Regions from separate parts of the Mus musculus genome. Here region 2 is linked to region 1. Evidence: chromatin loops called from intact Hi-C (ENCODE). Cell type or tissue: heart. All regions are shown on one strand. Each heading gives the region's core, and the rest is flanking DNA. Links, peaks and the distances in the headings are about the cores only.

What was found. Peaks named below come from ENCODE experiments on the same cell type or tissue, not always from the same donor. Only the 100,000 strongest peaks of a DNase experiment are listed, where the experiment ranks them.
Region 2: it touches region 1 in a loop (2.1-fold over the local background); 2 of 42 quality-filtered maps call a loop at or near these places.

The regions. Positions count from the first base shown.
Region 1 is chr8:118,503,823-118,513,417 of GRCm38, forward strand. It overlaps Cdh13 (cadherin 13), which reads left to right. Exons shown (of 14, transcript NM_019707.5): 2 at 1,782-1,893. Among named protein-coding and RNA genes, the nearest start is that of Gm24035, 82 kb to the left of the region's middle. In heart, for the core only: no CTCF peak of the experiment used is centred there; a DNase peak (open chromatin) is centred at 5,779.
Region 2 is chr8:118,440,650-118,450,244 of GRCm38, forward strand. The region is part of intron 1 of Cdh13 (cadherin 13); the gene reads left to right. Among named protein-coding and RNA genes, the nearest start is that of Gm24035, 19 kb to the left of the region's middle. In heart, for the core only: CTCF peaks have their summits at 2,916 and 4,102; DNase peaks (open chromatin) are centred at 2,892 and 4,152.

The DNA.
Region 1 (9,595 bases), core at 1,009-9,008:
TCAAACATGGCAGCTTTGATGTTGAAGCCAAAGATGCAGACCAGTGTGTGAGGCAGACACTTGGTATAAACAGACGAACACCCAGTCAGGCCTCTCTTCCTGGAGATGATAGTTTCTGCCTATGGAGATTAAGTCTAGTTTTATCTAAGTTAGACCTTGCCCCAGAGGGCGTCATGTACGCTCATATCCCAAAGCACAGAAGTGACTTGTGGGGAGTTATAGACAAATGACGATTCACCCCACAATGGTCACTCACAGATTCCACCCAAGTCTGGCTTGCTGAGCCAGTGAGAATAAATTGGGGCTACTTACAGAAGCATGTGACAGACACGAAGAGCCTCCCCCTTCTTAACAATGGTAATCGCTTAATTATCTTCCCAGTTGAGAAACCTCATGTACCCTGTGAGGATCCTAGTATGTCACTTTATGAACCATGTAACTCCTCCTGCCATGCCCCCCCCCCACCACCACCACCACCACTACCACCACCACCCACACACACACACACACACACACACACACACACACACACACACACACACACACATATATACAAGTTGGTGGGCCCTATCTTATAAGGGGAATCATCTTAGCTGTACTATTTTCAAAACAGCAACAGCTGTGCCAAGTTTAGGAAGTACTTTGCAGCCATTACAGCCCAGGCTTCATTTTTGTTTGTTTTGAATGATGGAGATGAAGACATCCCAAGGACAAAGAGTGAGGCCTTGAAAAGTATTTTACATTTTATATTCTGGGTTAGCCAAATTTGCAAAAGTGTAAAGAAAGTGGTGAGATTAATTATAACAGCACCACTTATATTTAGCAGCACATATAAAACACGGCAGGTTCAATGCATAGTTGCTATAAGTTTTTTTTTTAATCACAGTTTATATTCTGTATGTGGCTTGTTAAACACCATGACCAAAAGCAATTTGGGGAGGGAAAGATTTATCTGTCTTACATATCCGGATCACAGGCCATCATTGAGAGAAGTGAAGTCAGGAACTTCCATGGAAGAATGTTGCCTACTGGCTTGCTCCTCATAGCTTGCTAAGCTAGGATCACCTACGCACTGGTGGCACATCTCACAGTGGGCAGGACCCTCCCACTCACACATCCATAATCAAGACAGTCTCTCACAGACTTATCCATAGACCTTCCTGATGAAGGCGATCCCTCAGCTGAAGTTCCTTCTTGCCAGGTGACTCTGTCTTATGTCAAGTTGATAACATAGGGAACAATGTGCCATTTTGGGGTCAGCTACATTGTTTGGTGGCCACTCTGTGGCTCCTGACCACCATGGTAGAGCTGGGTTAAGATCCAATAGGCTTTGAAATAAGTACTTCTGGAAGTTGCTCCAGTGGGAAAGGTCTGCTTCCCTTTCCCTCCTCCTTGGAGATGGCATTGTTCCTTTGCATGTATGAACATGAGGCATGTTCTAACTCAGGCGCCACCAGAAATTGACAGCTTCTGTAATGAAATTTCACACATGGTGGCCATAGTGAGATCTTTAGCAGGTGTAAAACTCTTACAGCAAGTATTTCTTTAACTTCAACTTAATGGAAGTTGCAGCAGCTGTTTCTGATTTTTGCATCTTCAAAAAAAAAAAAAAAGCTGTTGGCAGGCATGAGAGGTGCAGCAACTCGCCTCTTCCTTTGGGAAAATGAAGTTAAAACTTCAGCTCATTTCTATAGGTCGTCGATTTCGTTAAAAGGAAGAAAGAAGTTAGCAGGGCAAACATGCTAGCTGCGGTTAAAATATTGATCGCTTCCTTTCCTCAGGTGCTCCTGGTCACGTCTGCAGATGATCTGGAGTGCACCCCTGGATTCCAGCGGAAAGTGTTACACATCCACCAGCCTGCCGAATTCATCGAGGACCAGCCTGTCCTAAACTGTAAGCTACTCCAGAAATACCTTGGGCCCGCTCACGCGGACTCCTCTGCTGTTTGTAACGTATCTCAGGATGTTGGACATCCTCGTGTTTTCCGATCGTGTTCCTTATGTCGCTGCTTGGCCCTGGGTGGATGCTGTCGAATGACAGACTTGCCAGTTTGAGGATTAATACCTGACATGTATCTCCTCTCAGTATTTCATCTCCAGTGAGCCCTGCTGCCCCACATCTAGAAAAGGCAAATGCCAACCTCCAGGGTGACTCTGTACTATGTGGAGGGACAGAAATCCATCTCGTCACAGGGCAGACCCAAGAGTAAATTCATCCCCTTCTTATAGATTGCCGCTCTGCCTGTCCTTCCTCATGTGTGGGATTATATCAAAGTAAGGCGAGGGCCGGGTATTGGTGGCTGGGAATTTGTAGACGCAGGAATCAAAAACTCTTGTTCTTAAGGCTGATAAGAGGGTTTTGAAAAAGATTCAAATCTTTTCTGCTGCTTCTGTGGATTAAACTCAAATTCCCCCAAATTCCCATTGATTTCCTAAAAATGTGCATCTCTCAGATCTGGTTATGATCTCCCACTGTACTTAACACCAATATCATATTACCTTACCTTTAAGAGATCAAAAACATGAAGGTAGATGGCTAGCAAGTGCAGGTTTTACATAATAGAGTCTGAAATCGGTGGTAGACCTGACCAATATTTTACAGACTTTTTGAGCACCATTCATTTTACCATTTTTGGATGCTTATTTTATTTTTGATCACATGGCTATATTTGTGTGCACGAAGGTGTGCACATGAGCTCGACTGTCTGAAAAGGCCAGAAGAGCACATTTGATCTTCTGGGATGGAGCTGATTATGGTTGTGAGCTGCCCTGTATGCATGCTGGAGACCAAACTCTGATCCTCTGCGAGGACAGCAGGTGCTACCTATGGCTGAGCCATCTCTCCAGACCCCCAGCCTCTTTGATCTTTGAGTATAGAGGATATGCAAGCAGTGGCGCAATTAGGTCAGATGCTCAAGGGTACCTGTAAAGAGGGTGATTGCTTATGTGTTTGCCTTTATAAATTCACGATAACCTTTTGTGCTAGGCCCGTTCCTTTATTTTTTGTAGTACACGGCTGATTTGGGTAAAAACAAACAAGCAAACAAACAAAACAAAAACCCAGCTTGACTGGTCAGGATGCTCTGGGAGGCCGGTGCCTGTTATAAGAGTTATATGGCTCTTTCGAGCCATAACCATCAACGTGGGATGCTGAGCATCTGGGTCTCCAAGTTAGAGCCCAGGAAGACCCTGACACAGTTACACCAATGAGATGGAGCATCTCAGCAGTTAGGGTCTAATGACAAGGTACAAAAGAAGTGGATCTCAGTGTACAACTTCCTGGTAACTGCATTTCTGAGGGTGACTCTGGGTCAGGCTCTCAGGAATACTCATTTGTTCTTTGATGTCTGTGCTGATAAGAATCAATATATTTCAAGTAGACCTTGATTGATGACAAATATTCTAGATCTCTTCTTCCCTCATCTCTGTGTCTGTCTGTCTGTCTGTCTTTGTCTCTGTCTCTGTCTCTTGCATTCTATTTTGTTTGTACCAAGTGATTACCCCCCAATGGCATCGATGTTAACATGTTGGGAAATGCAAAGCTACCCTCAATATGGAAATTAATAGAGCTGCTATGCAAAGCAGGCCCATAAATGTGATTGCTTCTATAATCTTCATGACACCAAACAGCTTTCAATTCAGCACCAAGAAGCTGGGAACAATCATAGTTTAGGGGGTCTTTTTAATTTAAACTGCAGCATACTGTACATTCCAATATCAGAGGGGCGTGTGTGCATGCTCTGTCTTAATCCCCCAAGTAATTAACTTGGTTATGGCCCTTGAGCCTGTGTAAGCTGCTAAATGCTAAATGAGACTAGGCTTGCTACCTATGACAACACACACAGGGAAATCCAGCCTTACGGGAATCAGTCACAACTTAAAATTTGATGTTTGTGTGTGAGATGTTGGGTCAGCAAAATCTGATTAGCCTTTGAGGTGAGACTGCTTGTCCACATCTGTCACTAAGGCAGAACACAAGGAGCAGGGTCAGTTAGGTACTTGTAACTTCCTCTCAAGGAAACAACGAATAGAGTTTGTTCTGAGTATAGTCTGTGGTTGAGGTTAACTGTGTCTAGGTGGGCAAGAAAGTCTGTAGACACTGGAGAATGCCTGTTTTAAACTGTTTAAGAAAATCGGAGTCTCCAAGAGAGACCACGGCCGGTTTATTTCACCCAAAGAGGGATGTCAAAGCTGAGAATATTAAATGGAAATACCCTTTTAATATTTTACCAATGTTTCCCCAATCACTTCTACTCTCTCTTCTTACTCTTTATAAGTTCTTTTCTGTACAATTTCAAAGTTTTATTTTTAATTAATTGTGCCTGTTTGTCCGTATGGAGCTATGCACACCTGAGTGCAGGTGCCCTCTCAGGACAGAAAAGGGTATCACATCCATTGGAGCAGCAATTCTTGACCTTCCTAAGGCTGTGACCTTCACTACAGTTCCTCATGGGTGGTGACTCCCACCATAAAGTTATTTTTGTTACTACTTCATAATTTTAACTTTGCTACTGGGTTGTTGTTGTTGTTGTTTTGTTTGTTTGTTTTGTTTTGGAGACAGGGTTTCTCTGTATAGCCCTGGCTGTCCTGGAACTCACTCTATAGACCACGCTGGCCTCAAACTCAGAAATCTGCCTGCCTCTGCCTCCCAAGTGCTGGGATTAAAGGCATGCGCCACCACCACCCAGCCTAACTTTGCTACTGTTATGAACCATAATGTTCTTTTTCTTTTGAGGTTCTTAGGCAATTTCGGTGAAAGGGTCGTTTGACTCCTGAAGGGGTGGCAACCCACAGGTTGAGAACCACTACAAAGGGAAGCTACAGGCATTTGTGAGCTACAGGCATTTGTGGTATGGGTGCTTGGAAACAAACTTGAGTCTTGGGGAAACATCATGTTCTCTTAACCCCCAAACCTTCTCTCTGTGCCTTGTATGCATCTCAGAAGATTCAACACAAACCCCTTTTGTCTCTGAAAAAGTGTGAAGAGCCAATGGTGAGAGGTGAGAGGTGTGTGTGCTGGCAGAAACTAATTCCTGGATCATAAATGGAAAGTAAAAGTTGATCAGAGCCAGAAAGTTAGGGGAAAAAAAAAAAAACAACTTTGGATCCATGAATTTACATTTTAAAGATAAATGAAAGTGTTTGCTGTGCAGAAATATGTTGTGGATGGCCTTGGTGCTGTTGTATTTTGATGTTAATTCTGCTTCTCCAGGAAGGGTTGTCTGGAAGGAGAAATGAGTCACAGACTCATGTGACTCCTTGTGAACCTCCCCCTAATAAATAAAGAAATCAATCACTGGGCAACTAGGTGGGACTTCCAGGTTGGAAGGAGGATAAGGGGAAGCAGGAGAGAGTTCGGGGTTTTTTGGATGGGGATAGTGTAAGGACAAGATGTAGCTGCTGGTGTCTCCCAGTTTCAATGGTGGGCCCACCAGGATTTGCCACCAGAAGATTTAGATTTTATATGGCTTACAAGATTAGGATTCTAGTTGTTGTGTCCAGCAATTGAGTTACCATTCTTTCTGAACTAAGTCGGTGTGGCATTTTCCTTCATGTGGTGTTTCGACTGGGTTCAAGAGAGAAAGGTATGGCGGCTAAGCATGGTTTTACGAGATGTGCACCACAAAGGCCATGGGGGATTTGAAGCATGGGGCTGGTGTGGTAGTGACTGGCCAGTGGGAACTTAGTGCCCTGGGTGGAGAGATTTTGGAGCTCTGAGTCAGAGACTCTCCATGAGATAAGAACAGGCTGGCCATTGCCACCAGTGCAGCGCACCAGTGCAGAGAGTAGCTGGGTGTAGCGTGGGAAACTTGCCATTCCTTTTTATTATTTCCCGCAACAGAAATAGAAGCTGACGCTGTATGGGTGCCAGAGGTTATGAAAGAGTAGGTGAGTGATAGGGTCCTGGGCCTGCCTGTTTATGATATGTACAGTTTATATGTTTACTGTATTTGTAATAGTTAGGAAATCTGGTTATAGGACCAGCATGATTACTCAGGGGGTGGAGCATCACTGCCAAGCCTAAGGGCCTGGGGTCCATCCCTGAGATCCATGTAGGGGAAGGAAAGATCTGCCTCCTCTGGCTTTCACAGGTGCCATGGTGTACACACACACACACACACACACACACACACACACATACACACAGAGAGAGAGACAGAGACAGACAGAGACAGAGAGAGAGAGAGAGACAGAGAGAGACAGAGACAGAGACAGAGAGAGACAGAGACAGAGAGACAGAAAGGATATTTTTTTAAAAACAATTTTAAAAAGTTTGGTTATAAGTCCTTGTGAGTTTTTACATTCCAAAGGCAGAGTACAGCACAATCCATTCATCGATCGCATGCCGTAGGATTTTATGAAGTTGTCTGGAAGTGTTGTCCCTTTACTCGGTGGGGAAGCTCATCTGCTTGTCCCCTGGGCTTGTGTTCAACCCCTTTCTCTCGGCTGTCTCGGGTTCTGGGAGCGTTTATTCCTGCTTTCTTGGTTCTGACAGCACCGTTTCCTTTTATCCCTTTTTTAATCTTCTTCCTCACTTCCCAGTGAATTGCCTTTTTCCACTTTAACTGTTACTAATGGTCACCCTGCTCCTTTTATTTCCCTAATATTTTATTCACTGTTCACTCCAATACAAGCTCCCTTCAGTTGTTCGGAAGCCTTTTATTTCCTTCACATCCAAATAACTCTTTTTATTCTACTCTCCTTACTGCTAACTAGACCTGCTTTCTTCTTTAAAGGGCCATTTTCCAACAAGCTGCTGGGATCAAAACACGGCACCGCACTCTCTCTTGTCATGTACCCAGCAGAGCTCCTTCTCCGAGTCTTTTTGAGTGCCATGCAAAGCCCCCAACTCATCATGATTCGGCCAAAACATTTTTTGCTTTCATCTCAGACTTGAAAGAGGGGCTATTCCCAGCATCCAATGAGAAGTACAAGGAAAGGGGAAATACAGTTAGGAAGCAGCTCACCTGGGTGGCTGCCTGCATACCTCACCAGGATGGGAACACCAAGTTACCAAGTGTAACATCCTGCCTTGTTCACAAGCAGCTTAGACAGACCTTCTGGATATCCCAGGGATCTATGGTCATTGAGTTCCCTAGGGGAAACCATGTTTGTGATTCCCCCAACCTCTGCCCAGCATCCAGAATGGACATGCTATTGGTCACCCAACCACTACAAGTACTGTATTCTTCAGATTTCCATCTTCATTGCTTATATCTCCTAATGCATACACACACAAACCAAACACAAAAATGAACAAGGAGTGATTCCCACACCAAAGCATACCTATAATACAATGTGTAGTCACACTGCATCCCCGGCAGAAAAGGCTATGCTAAGGCTGAGGCACTGAGCAACCCCGTGACCTCACACAGTGAATTTTTATTTCTAACTCTATCTCATAGATACAGGTCAGGGTGCTTATCTAGGTGACTCTCCTTCCAACCTTAGATAGCAAGACTGGAGGTCAAGAAAGAGGGTGTGGAGGGCCAAAAAGGGGGAGTGGGTGGGCAGGGGAGTGGGGGTGGGTGGATATGGGGGACTTTTGGTATAGCATTGGAAATGTAAATGAGTTAAATACCTAATAAAAAATGGAAAAAAAAAAAAGAAAGAAAGAGGGTGTGGAAGTATTTATCCAAGATTTTTATCTATCTCAGATTGATAGTGATGGGTGCCATTTCTACTCTGATAGATCGGTAGACCTGGACATGTAGTCAACTTAGCTGCAAGGGAGGCTGGGAGCCATTACTATGCAGATGCTAGCAAGATCATATTATTCCATTTTAAAAAAATAAATAAAAGCAAACAATAGAACTCCTGCCACAGAGAAGGGCAACTTCCTCAGAGTCCCTGGAGAAGATTTGGTCCATTTCAGAAGAAAAGCCAAGACTTGCACCTTTCATTCTTAGTAGAAAGCACTTTCTACTTAGCGATCTGTCTTCTGCACCTTTTCTTGAAAATATCTAACACTAAGTCCTCCCTTCTTGAGGGTTGAGACAGAGATGGGCTCCAGGGTTTTGTTCCTTGCTTAAGAGGACACAGGTTTAAGTTCTCACTGACTATGCATTAGTGACTCATGCAGTCATACTCTAGTTGTGTCACAGTGAGCGAGTCCTTTGAGCGCTCCAAGTGTGAATGGGCTCATTTCTGTAGAAAGGACAAGGAGAGCCACAGCCAGAACTGGCCCAGCAATGGTGGGGAGTTCACTTAGAGCAGTGTGTGGTCAGAATCTGCTGTCACAGTTGCTGTTGTTTCATCAGTCACAGGCTTCAGGTAGTCTTAAGGACCCTCTAAACTGGGAATCCAGGAGGAAAGAGAGCACAGCCACCCTGAAAATCAGAAGGGATGAAACACAGTGTGCAGCAGGGGTCCTGGGGCATGGAATCTTCATGATGGAGTCAAACTCTTTCTTCTTAATCTTACATTGATAGCACCATATTTATTTTTTTTTAAATCTTAGGTGTGGTCAACCATTAATGAAGAAGAGGTAGAAAAGACTTTGCTATCATTTGCTCCTATGCAGAATTTTCTTTTAAAAGGTCTGTTTGTCATCAATATAGAGAAAGGAGAGGAAGGGAAGGGAACTAAGTGTTAAGGAAAAGACATTCAGTCTTTGGATAAATTATGCTTTGATAAATACATTGAACACCTTCAGGAACTATGTTTTAAGAGAAATTTGTGTTCTTCAATGTTGAGCGTATATCCCTTTTTGCTCTTAGCCTTTATATATAATAATATAGTACATATTAAACATTTTATATAATATAAGTATACATTAAACATTTTAAATATATATTAAAATATATAATAATAATATATATTAAACATGCTAAATTTCCATGTACCAAGTTGGTACCTCCCTCAGAGTGAGCACAGAATCACAGCTTTTCTATGCATGGATATGTCGATCTGTTTCTCATCTCCTTATTACTCTCGCAAGCTCAACCCCTGAAGCCACACCGAATGTGACACTGCAGGAAGATAGACCATTTCCTTCAATGTGATAGGTTGTATACTTTAGAGATGAATGTGGTGACACAGTGCACTGGCCATGCTGACCAGGACACTCTTTCTAGTCCTGAGAGATGACTTTGTCTGTACGGTCCAAGCTATCAAGAGAGTCCCTTGGAATCTGGCAACAGCCTTTCAAGGAAAGTGACTCTGGTGTGACCATTTTCACACAGGATGAGAGCACCTGATGGTGAACTAGGCCAAGCAGTTGACTCAAGCTGATATCTCTTATAGTTGCTGGAGTCAAGAGCTGAGTTTAAAACTCTGAGGCACTGGTCTTCCTCAGCCTCCTATGTGGCATCCCGTTGTTTAGTGTTGATGGTGAAGCTTAAGGAATTTTGCCATTTAATTGCCCCATTTGCTTATCAACCTAGGTGGAAGAAAGCACTTCCAGGGCAGTGGGGTTTTTTGTTTTGCTTTGTTTTGTTTTGTTGTTTTGTTTTTTTAAATAAAAAAAAATCAACAGCTAAATTCAATCTTCCTCTACAATCTAGAAGAAGCGACTCTCTTTCATGACTTTGGGTTGATGCCAGGACATGTTTCCTGTGTTCCCTCTGCTCCTGGCTTCCCACTGTCCCCATATG
Region 2 (9,595 bases), core at 1,043-9,042, 63 kb before region 1:
ATGCCTAGTAGAGGCTGGAATTCAAGTCACATGAACCAAAGTGAATTAAATATACATTCTTGGGCTAGGGATGTAGTTCAGAGGTGGACAACTTACCTACCGAGCATATGCGAGGTCCCGGGCCCCGTCCCCAGCTCTGTCAATATTAAAATAATGTAAATAATAAATAAAGGCACAACCTTGTTCTCAGAAGCTTTTTATCTGTTTCTCATGTTCCTCATATCACATTCCGAGAAAGAGAGATGCATCCCCCAGGTCAGATGACCATGAGGCTTGGAATCTTTGCCCAGCGCCTGACTATACATAGGCCATGTGACAGAACTGCGAACTCATCCTCAGGAGGTCGACAAGTAAAACACAGCATGTTCCTACGGCCTTTCCGGGCTCCCATGTGCTCGGAAGGACCCCAGCATTGAACTCGTAAGCGAGACAATCTCTGTCTTTATGGTCCAGATGGGGCAGGGTGGCATTCTGACTCTGGATTTGAGTGAGCCCTTGATGGAGTCATTCACAGATGGCTGCTGTAAATACAACCTTTGCAGCATTAAGACATTTTAGACGCAGCCAAGCAAGTGGCCCATGGCATGGAGGTCTCAGAAGCGACTGGAAGCATCACCAATGCATCGCCTGCCAAAGCCATTCCTCAGTTCGTTTGGTAATGAGCATCTCCAAGAGCAACATGGGGGAACTTTCCATCAACTTGTGAGAAGGCAGGGTGTGAAGACACTCACTGTGCACTATGAGGAGGAGTCAAGAGGCAATAATAAGAAGGGGGGAAATTATGGGCCAAGAGCCAAGAAGATACTTTGTGTAGAAAAGGAAGGGGAAAAAAAAAACTGTTCCACCCCTCCTGTCCAAATGAAAAAGAATTTAATTGAGTGTTCTTTATTTAGGTGAAAAAAATACCCTGCTGAGTTCCCAGTGTTTCATTATCCAATTGAGCTTGGTACCTCAAGTAGCAAAGGCCATTCTCCCAAATGAGTATTCTTATTTCCGTGTCAGTCTGCCCATGTTCAGTGAACCCCTGCTAGGCCACATCATTTAAAAGTCAGACCCCTGGAAAAATATTCAGACCCAATATAGTAACCGAGCAAGCACTGATATCTCTCATTCCATTCCGCTCAGCTTCTTCCCTCCTGTCTACTGAGATGCTCAGAATCAACAAGGCTGTTCCCCAGACCCTTTCCCAAGGCGTTGAAAGGCCTGTGAGGAACTATAGAAGACTCGGAGGCATCTCAGGGTAACTGTTTAGGCTGGAAGATGGGCCCCTCAGTTTAGTTTCCCCTTGAGTCAAGAATGAAAGGGACAGCCCGAGGCAGCAGCGAGTGCCCTTAAGTCGGAGCATTTGCTGGATTGGGTGGCCAGGCTTTGCTGGGTGGCAGTACGACTACCTCCTTGCTAGAAGCCCCTTAGATTACCCAGACAGGAAAAGGGAGATAAGTGTAACAAAAAAATGCTTCCTACCATTCACCAGCATTGTGAAGACGGAAACAAACAAACAGCTGCACTTGTGTTCTAGAAAATACTTTCTTCTTTTCTATTCCTTTTCCTTTCCCCTGGGGCATCTAGGAATGAAGATCCTTTCAAATTCTCCCCCTCACCCCCAGAGGCAAGCTCTTCAGGAAACTGGTGAACCATTGAGTTGCTTCTAGGTCTGGTCCAAGCCACGTGCAACACATTTGGTTCATTCAGAAAATACTCTTGCAAGTTGTATTGTCTCGGGGGCTTAATTTCTCTTTGACTGAGTGGAACAGTGCTGTTGTGACATCTTTGCAAACAACTTGTAAATTCGAAGCCTGTTCGGCGCCATGTCTCAGAACTCCAAAGCAGTTATGGTATTTTATCTAAGCCGTAGAATAATTCAAACCAATTTTTCCTGACTCTAGTTTCTTCCAAGTTGATCGCTCTGCCTGCGTCTTTTCTCGTAGAGAGTGGAAACCCACTCCTCTCAGCCCGCATCGACACAAAAGCAATCTGTTTCCGAAAGATTTAGGACTTAAAAAATAATAGCTACAGAGTGCTCCATGCCGTCTCCTCTACAGTAGAGTTCTCATCCCATTCCACAGAGAAGCCAGGGATGGTCTCAGAGTACAGAAACTCAGCCCCTGTCTTTCCTTGGTGATCTGTTGGTGTCTGATTGCAATGTCCATTTGCCTGGCTCACACACTCTGTAGCCAGCTAAGACAGCAGCAGGCTGGGTCCTGTGGTTACCAAATCCAGGTCTAGGCACAGAATAATTTTTTTTATAAAACATTTCAATGTATTACTATTTACTTTGTGCATTTAGCATGTGTGTGTATGTGTGTGTGTGCATGCATAAATGTGTATATAAATGTATGTATGTATGTGTATGTATATATATGTATGTATGTGTGTGTATATATATGTGTGTGTATGTATATATATATATATTGCTCAAAAGACATATATAAAATATATATATATATATATATATATATATATATTGCTCAAAAGACAGTTTTCAGGAGTTGGTTCTTCTATCACATGTCTTAGGGTGGGATCCTAGTTCTCCAAGCTTTGTGACAGTGCCTTTACGTGTTGAGCCATTTCTCTGGGTCTAACAGTTTAAAAAACAAACAAACAAACAAACAAACAAACAAAAATGCTCTTGAGCTCTGGGATGCAGAATCTGAGAAAGATGCAAAAGGTTTTGCCCTCCTGGTGTTAACTCACAGTGGCTTTATCTGTCTGGTGTGCCATGTGTCCTTTTCCTGGTCCTCCCAGCCTCCCAGAGAAAGAGGTAAGCACACCCCACACCCCCCTTTTACAGTGGAAGCCCAGGTTCCAGGACGGAAGAGAGGCATACCCAGTGTAATTCAACTAATAGATGAATGCCCTCAATCATCTGAATGGAGAGAGAGGCAGGGTTCATCAGCACTGTAGTCTCTACTGCCCTCTGTGGCCCGGTGGAGGGAGTGTGTGGAATCTATTCCATTTCCTGGTCAACTCTCTTTGTTTTTGGTTTTGAGACAGGGTTTTGCTCTGTCGCCCAGGCTGGCCTCAAACTTCTAATGATCCTCCTGCCTCCCCCACTCCCTGCCAGGTGCTGAGATTGTAGGTCTATTCTACCATGCCCTGCTCTTGGCTGATCTCTTGATTTTAGGATGGGAACTCTTGAGTAACTGTGATGGTTTGTATATGCTTGGCCCAGGGAGTGGCACCATTAGGAGGTATGCCCTTGTTGGAATAGGTAAGGCCTTGTTGGAGTAGGTGTGGCCTTGTTGGAGTAGGTGTGGCCTTGTTGGAGTAGGTGTGGCCTTGTTGGAATAGGTGTGGCCTTGTTGGAATAGGTGTGGCCTTGTTGGAGTAGGTGTGGCCTTATTGGAATAGGTGTGGCCTTGTTGGAGTAGGTGTGTCACTGTGGGTATGGGCTTTAAGACCCTCAGCCTAGCTGCTGAGAAGTCAGTCTTCCACTAGCAGCCTTTAGGTGAAGATGGAAAACTATCAGCTCTGCCTGCACCATGTCTGCCTGGATGCTGCCATGCTCCCGCCTTGATGATAATGGACTGAACCTCTGAACCTCTAAGCCAGCTCCAGTGAAATGTCGTCCTTATAAGAGTTGCCTTGGTCATGGTGTCTGTTCACAGCAGTAAAACCCTCTTAGACAATAACCCATACATTTAGTAGTTCATGGAGCAACAGGATAGGTTTTCTGTTCCAGGCTGCATACTCTGGGAGCTATGCTCTCAGTGTGGGAGACTGATAAGCCATCTTCCGGTGGAAATGCACCTTTCCCCGGGTTGATCCTTCTTATGAATTTTCTTTCCATCCTTTGATCTTTAGGTCCACTTAGGATTCTTGGGCTGATACAAATTCTGAACTTGTGCTTTAGATGTTTGATAACGGGCTGTATTAGGACAGACTCTGCCTTTGCGGCTGAGAGGTCTCCTGGAGCTTCCCTGCTGAGACACGTATTTAGTCACCATTATATGAGGCTGGAGGGGATCCAGCAGCAGGCTGGGGAAAGGGGGAAAGCTGGGGTGTATGGCACCCTCTCCTTCCACGGGTAACAGAAGCATGCCAGGTTTCTGACATGGCTGTGTCTGCATGTGCTGGGGGCCATCTACCCCAAGAGGCTGAATGCGGATCTTTTTCTTTTCACCAGGACTGGGTGGCCACTGGGGACAGGACGTCATCAACCTTTCCTTACCCAGAACAAGGGTGTGGTGGATCTGATTCTTGACCACGTAGTTAGCATGAGTCATTGACCATTGTTTTAAATTTCGGTTTGAAAGCTGCACGAAGTACAGATGAGATAAACACCGACTTGTCTCTGGAATAACATGCTGTAGCTTTCCCCATGAGGTGAAAACAATGGAGGTGCCAGCTGTTGTTGGCTGAGATGTGCCACCCACTGCTCAATACCACAGTGGCTTGAGAGAGCCCAGGCCTTACATTCTCATCCATACAAAGCCCAGTGGGACAACGGTGGCTAAAGGACAATGGGAGCAAGGACAGATATGGCCACAGGACAAGCATTGCCATTGTGTGCCATGACACAAAGCTCTAGAGAGAACAGGCTCTGTTGTCACTGGGTCTTGATGCAGTTCAAGGGCAGATATTATTGATATGACACCTAACCCAAGATTTTGGGAAATTCTTGTCACACCACTTAGGCAGTGATCTGAATAGACCCGGCTGGGTCTATTGGTGTGTCTGAATGACCTTAAGAAATGAGACCTGCTCACCACCTCACATCAACACCGATGTTCATCTAGATTTTAAAGGTAGCTCCCCTACCACCCAAGAGGTACTGACTACCTCCGTGTTAAGGTAAAATGTTATTTAGACTTAGGCATGCAGGGTGATTTAATTCAATGTTAAAGACATGAAATCTACTGGTAAATTTGTAAGGGCACAGAGTTACAAGTCTACAGTCTCTATGTTTATGTATGTATATGTATATTTGTGTGTGTGTGTGTGTGTATATATATATGTGTGTGTGTGTGTATGTGTATATGTACATCTATGTATTTGTGTATATGTGCATATGTGTATATGTACATGTATAAATATATTTGTATGTATGTATATATATCTTTGTGTTTATTGTTTATGTTTGTGAGCATGTATTAAATGTGTTTATGTATTAGCATATATGTGCATGCATATTTATGTATAATGTGTGTATGCCATGTCTAGGTCTATATTCATATGAACACATGCACACACATACACACACACTTTTTAACTCCATCCTGGGATTTCTTTATACTGTGTATAAATAATACATAATAAATACTGTGTATGATAAACTGTATTCTTCTCAGTGTTCTCCCTGATGACTGGCCTTGGGTCTGTTCTATCCCTATGATTGACCAGACTAAGACAATAGTTAGCTGTTGCCCAGTAAGGAGACACCTTCTCTTCCCAGTAGCTGTGAGCTGAGACAACTGTTGTTGGTGATTACACTGCAGGCCAAGTCTCCTACAGGTCTGTGTTTTAAGTGGAGCCATGAAAGTGGCTCTTACTGACTGTACCATGTTCCACGTATGGGAACCATCCTCCTGTTGTGGGTTGCATTCCTCACCAACCCCCGCTTTCAGCTCTGATAAAGCAAAGTGCATGAAGCAGTTAAGCTTGCTTGCAGGAGTGGTGCAGCCCATACGCTAATATTAGGGCTCAGGTCTGTCTGGTTTCAGATCTCTTTCCACACTACGTAAAATATTCATGTGCCCATGAAAGCTTTCCTTTTCTCCCAGGGACTCTTGCTAAAATGTGTTGCTTGGCTTTCCATGTGAGGTTTTCTGAAATGGGTTGAAGATCCTAGCTATCGCTCCTTACCTGCCACTCCAAAGGGAATGGAGTCCAGGGGCTGCAGGGGGTCATTGATGTGAGCTGTTAGCCCAGGTCAACTTTTCCTCCCAGGGGCTGTGGAATGTCTGTGTCCCTCAGGGCCATTTGTAGAAGTTGCTGCCCTGCTGTCGGATGGGCATGAGTTTTACAAATGTCCGTGCGTGCCGGGGAGTTGCCATCACTGAGTGCTCAGGCTGGCCTCTGGCTGCAGGCCATCAGCGGGTTTGGGAAGCTGGCTGGTCTCTACTGGGAAACGTGCTTCAGCTAGACAGGGGTCTATAACTTGATTAGGAAGATTCCAAGTTCCCAGAGAGGACTCTGGCAAGATGCCAGCAGGGTCAGCACCGTCCAACCCAACCAGGCCATGGAAAAGGGGGATACATGAAGAAGCTGTTTACAAAGTAGACATGGAAGCACATTTCTGCAATTGACCTTCCCGCCTCTTCGCAGGTCCCTGCTGGTGTCCCATGTTAAGAATCAGGAGGAGTTCTCGGGAGAAAGGGACTGGGGAGGGTATAATGAAAAGTTGCAGGGTTGACCAGAGTCTAAGAGCTACATACACAACTGAGCTAACAGTGCTTAACACTTTAAGCTGTGGTTATATTTCCATCTCTTTAGTTGTGGGGTTTCTCTGGAAGAGCGGTATTGACCACTAAGCAAGGCCCTGAGCCAAATTGCCTAGCGGTTGTGTTGCTGGCTAGCATGGCTCTTAAGAGGCAGTTTGGAATCTGACGTTTGCAAAAGTGATAAGACAAGACAAAACAAACGAACAAAGACCCTGGTTTCCTGGGCTCTGCACCAGCTCTTTCTATCTGATTGCATGGAAAGACTTCCTTTCCATAGACCCAAGGGTGACCATGCTTGACTTCAGTATCTTGCTCCTTACAGACAGCACCTACAGGTATCTTTCTTGTACTGTGTTGCTATAGCTGTAGACTACGAGGGGGATGTGTTTAGCCCTCATGAATTTAGCCCTCCATCCTAATAGTGTTTATTTGACTGTGGCATGTTCTGAAGCTCTGTGTGTTTGAAAGCATGTAACGGGGGTGGGGTGGGGTGGGGTCAGAAAATGCTTCCCCTTCATTCTTCTCTTATTTCTGCCATCCCTTGTCCTCCTCACTACTGTTGGATGTAGCACACTACCTAGTATTTATGAGACATTTGTACGTGCTAGGTACTGGGCTAAGTATGTGTGCTGAGTAGCACTACACATTCGTGGTCTGCTAAGTGAGAATTACTTTGTAAGGTAGCCATAACCATCACATATGAGCACCATTTTAATTTTCATCTTTCAGGTGAGAAAATTGAGGTCTAGACAGGTAGAGTGGTCTGCTCAAAGATGTGCAGTTATTTGGGTCTTTATGGGATTCCAGGCCTTGGTGTCTACCACCACATTCCTCACTGAACCACTAAATTTTGTCTTTTTTTTTTTCCTCACTGTTCAAGCCCATCGAGTCTACTCAGAACAACAAATGACAAGGATATATATGACAAAGTCAATACCAACCTCCTTCCCTGTGTATACTCATCGTATTGAAAAGTGTGGAGTATCCACCGTCGTGTTTATAAAGGGATGAATCTAGATAGTCACCAAAGGGAAGTTCAATACTTGGTATTTTGCTGTTGTTCGGTTCAGTTGCTTATACATAATTCATTTGTAAACGGATGCTAATGAAAGTTGGTCTTGAAATATTTTCTGAAGCCCAAATTAGGAACTTGGCACCAAGTCCCCACTTGAACTACAAATCATTTACTCTTGCCAAATTAGAGTGGAGCGGTAATTTACCATAAGATGGGCTTTTAACCCTAATATCAAGATGCTCCCAGCAGTTTGCTCTGCAAGCTCATTAGCTTCTGGAGGTGGCTTGTGGAGGGGACACCATCGGGGCAAACACTTCACTGTCCCCAACATTACTAACCCCTTTTTATAATAAGGGAGAAATAAATGGAGCCTCTCTCCGTTGATTCACTTGGACCCATTTGCCTCCATCGGAAACTTCTGAGTGTCCTCCTAGTCAGCGTGTGGTTTTTGTGTTTTTATAATTAACAGAGACATCTTTCAAATAGAAAAAGAATGTTTTGTGCCTTTTAAGGAGGGGAGGAAAAACATTGAGGCTATTGAATTTGCTTTTTCAAATTGAAATCCACACAAACTACAGATTTTTCATTCCAACATATGTCTCCGTATCTCTTGATGTTATAGATTTTGGCTTTATGGCAACTACACACCAGGCTTCTAGCTGTCAGAATTGGACAATTTATTGGCTCCTAAGTAGAAATAATGAAGCTGCTATGTTAGCTTGATACACTGGTGTGAGCAGACTGCATCTATTTTCAAAGTAGATGCTGACCCAGGCCCTGCCCAGTGCTCTTAAATGAAATTCCAGATGCACTTATGGCTGCCATGTTGATTAAAAGATAGGCACTCTTTAGCACCCGGTCAATGATTGTGGTTTTTACCATCATATCAAGAATAATTTTCTAAAGATTGATTTTCATTTATGTCCTTCCTTTGGGGCAAACCAAATTTGAAATTACGCCAAAAGGTCTTCCTTAGTGAATGAGAAAGTTATACCTCAATCATGGAATGAGACCTCTTTGAAAGCCATCTCCTGTTCTTCTAGCAAGACAAGTTCATGGCCTGGGAGGTAGCTCAGTAGGTCAGACGCCTGCTGTGTAATCATGAAGGTCTAAGTAAGCTCTGTCCTCAGAACACATGAAAACAGGACAGATGTGGTGGCACGTAGCATCCTAGCCCTGGGGAGGAAGATATAAGTGGATCCCTGAAGCTCTCTGGCCAGCCAACATGGCCTACTTGGTGAGTTCCAGGCCAACGAAAGAGACCTTACCTCCAAATTCAGGATGAATGATGTTCAGTCGTCCCATATGCACATGTACACATATGTATACACAGAAGAACATGTGTATGCATGTATGTGCACACATGTTCACATGCATGCACACAAAATTCAAACAGTCTTCCTGGCTATCTTGGGGTAAATGGTAACTAGTCAATTCCCAAAGGGCTTTTTCTCAATGAAGACAATCCAAAGTGGTTCTTCCTCTTAAATCAAACTTTTAATTTCAGTATCATTGAGTCAAGACCAAGAATGGACTTTAGGGGACCTTCAGCCCTCCCAATATTTGTAGTACTTAAGATATGTAGTACTTCAGATATATAATTCCCCTGAAGCATCATCAACAAACAAAAGGAGTCGTGACATACTGGCTAAAAGCCATTCATCTGAAATGATTCTTTAGAATAATAGGTTTGTGATCAGCTATACATGATTGATATATATTTACATATATTTGCACGTTGCTTGCCCTTGGCCATGCCAGTTAACAACTGTGCATCTCATTATATAAATGAAGAAAAAAACAAAACCAAGATTTACCTAAAGCCCAAAGGATTACTGATCCTGGGCTGATTAAAGTTTGTTCTGGGATTTGAGAGTCTCAAATGAGAAGTCCAGTGTTCTAGGGAGTTTGGCTATTTTATTCACTTATTTAAATAAGGTGCATGCATTTCCATGCATCTTATTCCCTTATTTTGATCCTGTGTGGCATATTTGGGGCCACTAAGCCACAGAAGAAAGGGAAAAGGCTCCCTAGAAGCTCAAAGGTAGATCGGCGTTCCTATTGTTATCTCTATGAAGCCAGGATGGATGTCAACGCTTAAAATTCTTCCCTTTGCCATTTAAGGCATCTGAGATGCGTAAGAAGTAGGGGGTATTGGGTATTCTCAAGAACCAGCATGTGTCCAATCCTGCTTGCC